Linked DNA regions of Homo sapiens: region 2 is linked to region 1. A link is an interaction called in ENCODE POLR2A ChIA-PET data of the cell type or tissue named here. Cell type or tissue: IMR-90. All regions are shown on one strand.

The links. Peaks named below come from ENCODE experiments on the same cell type or tissue, not always from the same donor. Only the 100,000 strongest peaks of a DNase experiment are listed, where the experiment ranks them.
Region 2: POLR2A ChIA-PET joins it to region 1 with 19 read pairs; 6 of 35 experiments call an interaction of 5 or more read pairs at or near these places.

What each region holds. Positions count from the first base shown.
Region 1 is chr17:42,415,632-42,418,131 of GRCh38, forward strand. The region is part of intron 1 of CAVIN1 (caveolae associated protein 1); the gene reads right to left. Among named protein-coding and RNA genes, the nearest start is that of CAVIN1, 6.4 kb to the right of the region's middle. In IMR-90, no CTCF peak of the experiment used is centred here; no DNase peak of the experiment used is centred here.
Region 2 is chr17:42,185,700-42,188,199 of GRCh38, forward strand. No RefSeq gene overlaps it. Among named protein-coding and RNA genes, the nearest start is that of HCRT, 1.5 kb to the left of the region's middle. In IMR-90, no CTCF peak of the experiment used is centred here; no DNase peak of the experiment used is centred here.

The DNA.
Region 1 (2,500 bases):
GCCCGGACGACAGGGGCTGCAGTGAGCCGTGACAGCTGCCACTACATTCCAGCCTGGGCAACAGAGTGAGACCCTGTCTCAGAAAAACAAAACAAAACAAAAAACAAAAAAAAAGAAAAAAAGAAAAGAAAAATTTAAAAAATGCTAATGACAGAATGATGAAATATTCACAATGTTATATTTCCAAAAAAAAATGGCCCAAGCCACTCCTACTTCTGAGGTTAGTTGCTTAGCAATAATATCCCCTCCCCTCTTGCTATCAGTTGCCCACTCTTTGCTGTCTCCTCATGCTTTTGACTTTGATCTTTACAATATGAAAAATAAAAATAAAAAGGCCGCGTGGCTCACGCCTGTAACCCCAGCACTTTGGGCGGCCAAGGCAGGAGTATCACTTATGCCCAGGAATTCGAGACCAGCCTAAGCAACAGTGGGGACCCTCTAGAAAAAACATTTAGGCTGAGCACAGTGGCTCCCACCTGTAATTCCAGCACTTTGGGAGGCTGAGGCAGGTGGATCACCTGAGGTCAGGAGTTCGAGACCAGCCTAGCCAACATGGTGAAACCCCGTCTCTGCTAAAAATACAAAAATTAGCCAGGTGTGGTGGCACATGCCTGTAATCCCAGCTACTTAGGACGGTGAGGCATGAAAATTGCTTGAATCCAGGAGGTGGAGGTTACAGTGAGCTGAGATCACGCTACTGCACTCCGGCCTGGGTGACAGAGCAAGACTCTGTCAAAGAAAGAAGAGAGAGAGAGAGAGAGAGAAAAGAAGAAAAGAAGAAGGAAAGAAGGCCGGAAGGAATTTAAAAATTAGCTGGGCATGGTGGCTTGTGCCTGTAGTACCAGCTACTTGGGAGGCTGAGATGGTGAGATGGGAGGATTGCTTGAGCCTAGGAGTTTGAGGCTGCAGTGAGCTATGATACCACCACTCCAGCCTGGGCTGCAGAGCTAAGATCCTTTCTCAAAAAAAAAAAAAAAAAAAAAAAAAGGGAGGGAGGAACCCAGGGATAGCATGATTTCCTTTCGTCTTGGGAATACCCCTAAAAATACCCTCCCTGCTTTGGACCCAGTGACCAGGAAAAACAACCCAAACTCAGTTTGGGAGGAAGGGATGTACTATGCATACTCTCCATGGCCGCTGGGTTTTAGGGATGAAAGGGACCAAAGCCCTGGGTTGAGAATATTTTTGGACAAAGGTTTGGGGTTCTTCTAGAGCAAGGTAGCCCTAATTTGCGTTGAATCCAGGAAAGAGGTACAGGTTGGATTGCGATTTGGGGAGGAGAAGCCATCAGGCTCTCGTTCCAGCCCTGGTGCCCTACCCTTTAATGCCCATGAGACACCTAATCCCTTAAATGCTTCCTGGCCCTTATCCCCAGGCACTTGGAGCAGGTCTGATGGGCCTTTGCTGCTGGTCCATATGTAGGTCACTGACTTTGCCTCCTCAAAACTGCTCCAGAACACATTTTTAGTCATGAGCCGCATAGCAACGTTTCAGTCAACAGACGGCATACACAACCGTGGTCCCATAAGATTGTAATGGAGGCTGGTTGTGGTGGCTTATGCCTGTAATCTTAGCACTTTGGGAGGCCAAGGCAGGTGGATTGCTTGAGGCCAGGAGTTCGAGACCAGCCTGGCCAACATGGTGAAACCCTGTCTCTATTAAAAATACAAAAATATTAGCCAGGCATGGTGGCTCACACCTGTAAATCCCAGCTACTCGGAAGGCTGAAGAAGAACAATTGTTTGAACCTGGGAGGCAGAGGGGTTGCAGTGAGCCAAGATTGTGCCACTGCACTCTAGCCTGAGCAACAGAGCGAGAACTTGTCTCCAAAAAAAAAAAAAAAGATTGTAGTGGAGATAAAAAATTCCTATCACCTAATAACATTGTAGCCATCATAATGTGTTAGTGAAATGAATTACTCAAGTGTTTATGGTGATTGCTGGTGTAAACAAGCCTGCTGCACTACCAGTTGTATAAAAGTCTAGCCCATACAATTATATACAGTACATAATACTTGATATTGATAAGACATGACTGTGTTACTGGTTATGTATTTACTATACTATACTATTTTTTTGAGACAGTCTTGCTCTCTTGTCCAGGCACAACCTCCATCTCCCAGGTTCAAACGATTCCCCTGCCTCAGCCTCCCAAGTAGCTGGGATTACAGGCACCCACCACCACACCCACCTAATTTTTGTATTTTTATTTAGAGATGGGGTTTCACCATGTTGGCCAGGCTAGTCTCTAACTCCTGACCTCAAGTGATCTACCTGCCTCGGCCTCCCAAAGTGCTGGGATTACAGGTGTGAGCTACCGTGCCATGGCTATTGCACCTTTTCTATGTTTAGACACATTTAGATACACAAATACTTACCATTGTGTTATAGTTGCCTACAGTATTCAGTACATTAACATGCTGTATAGGTTTGTAGCCTAGGAGCAATAGGCTGTATCATATAGCCTAGGTGTGCAGTAGGCTATACTGTTTAGGTTTATG
Region 2 (2,500 bases), 230 kb before region 1:
TGAGGCCACCTTGCACCCAGGAATCTGGGAGCACAAAAGAGGCGCTGGCCTGGGACAATATGGAGGGAGGCAGCTGCTAATTAGGGGCGGGAGAGAGGCAGACGCGAGACCCCACATTATGTGTGTGGGGGGTGGAGCAGCCAGCAGCAGTCCTCTCCCTCCCCTGCTTCTTGTCGCTGCTCCTGGGGACTGTCAGGCTCCAGGACCTTCTTCCTTCATGGAAAGGCTCCTTAGCTGCCCCCTCCCCCTAGCTTTTTTTCTCCCTTCTGCCCTTTCCACTAGCCTCTGAGATGGAAAACCTTGAAAACTCAGCCTAGACAGTGGGAGGTAAGAAGCCAAAACCAAGCCCAATTTCTCTTTCTTTCTTTTCTGTGTGTGTGTGTGTGACTAAATTTTGGTCTTGTTGCTCAGGCTGGAGTGCAGTGGTATGGTCATCTTGGCTCACTGCAACCTCCGCCTTGGGTTCAAGCGATTCTCCTGCCTCAACCTCCTGAATAGCTCCTGAATAGAATTACAGGCACACGCCACCACAACCAGCTAATTTTTGTATTTTTAATAGAGACAGGGTTTCACCATGTTAGCCAGGGTGGTCTCAAACTCCTGACCTCAAGTGATCCACCCACCTCAGTCTCCAAAAGTGTTGGGATTACAGGCGTGGGCCACTGCACCAGGCCCCCCCGCTTTTTTTTTCTTCCTTCCTTCTTTCCTTCTTCCTTCCTTCCTGCATTTCTTTCTTTCTTTCTCTCTCTCACTCTCTCCCTCTTTCTTTCTTTCTTCTTCTTCTTCTTTTTTTTTTTTTTGAGACGGAGTTTCACTCTTGTTGCCCAGGCTGGAGTGCAATGGCGCAATCTCAGCTCACTGCAACCTCCACCTCCAGGGTTCAAGCAATTCTCCTGCCTCTGCCTTCTGAGTAGCTGGGATTACAGGCATGCGCCACCATGCCTGGCTAATTTTGTATTTTTAGTAGAGACAGGGTTTCTCCATGTTGGTCAGGCTGGTCTGGAACTCCTGACCTCAGGTGATCCGCCTGCCTCAGCCACCCAAAGTGCTGGGATTACAGGCATGAGCCACCATGCCTGGCCTTCTCTCTTTCTTCATTTTCTTTTCTTTTTCTTTTCTTTCTTTTTTTTTTTTTTTTTTGAGACAGTCTCACTCTGTCGCCCAGGCTGGAGTGCAGTGGCGCGATCTCGGCTCACTGCAAGCTCCGCCTCCCGGGTTCACGCCATTCTCCTGCCTCAGCCTCCTGGCAGCTGGGACTACAGGTGCCCGCCACCACGCCCAGCTAATTTTTTGTATTTTTAGTAGAGACGGGGTTTCACTGTGTTAGCCAGGATGTTCTCGATCTCCTGACCTCGTGATCTGCCCGCCTCGGCCTCCCAAAGTGCTGGGATTACAGGCGTGAGCTACCACGCCCAGCCCTCTTTATTTTCTTTCTTGAGAAGGTTTCACTCTGTCACCCAGGCTGGAGTGCAGTGGGACAATCATAGCTCACTGCAGCATCAAATGCCACGGCTCAAGCAATGCTCTCACCTCAGCCACCCAAGTAGCTGGGACCACACAGATGCATGCCACAATCCCTGGCTAATATTTAAATTTGTTTGTAGAGACTGGGACTCCCAGGCTGGTCTCAAATCCCTGGCTCAAGCCATCCTCCCCCTTCAGCTTCCCAAACTGCTAGGATTACAGGTGTGAGCTACTGTGCCTGACCAAACTCAGTTTCTACCAGAGGCTGATAGAAAGCTTCTACCTCCCCAGCTTTCTCCCTGGCTCAGGCTACCTGGAGGGGAGGAATGTAGTCCCACTCTACAGTCAACACGGAGTGAGCCGCCATGCATTGAAGAACACATGTCATCTCCAGGCCCAAGCTTCTTATTCACAACCTCTTTTTTTTTTTTTTTTTTTTTTTTTTTTTTTTTTTTTTTTGGAGATAGAGTTTCACTCTTGTTGCCAAAGCTAGAGTGCAAAGGCACGATATTGGCTCATTGCAACCTCTGCCTCCTGGGTTCAAGCAATTCTCCTGCCTCAGCCTCCCAAGTAGCTGGGTTTACAGGTGCACACCACCATGCCCAGCTAATTTTTTGTATTTTTAGTAGAAACACAGTTTCACCATGTTGGCCAGGCTGGTCTTGAACTCCTGACCTCAGGTGATCTGACTGCCTCGACCTCCTAAAGTGCTGGGATTACAGGCATGAGCCATGGCACCTGGCCTACAACCTCTTTATTGAGCTCCTGCTGCATGCCACACCAGGCACTGGGCATGGGGGCAATTGTGCACAGGATCTAGCCCAGTTTCCAAGGAACTCATATTCCAGGTGGGAGGCAGTTCAGGCATAATGATAGTTCAGTGAAGGAGAGGACTACTGCCCACATGAGCAAAGCTGAGCCAGTCACTCTGCCTGGGGTGGGCCTGGTAGGGGGTCCTCAAAGGCCTTGCATGAAAGCTAGTTTACATCAGGGGCAGCGGGATAGAGGGCATTACATAGAAGGGACAACTTGAGCA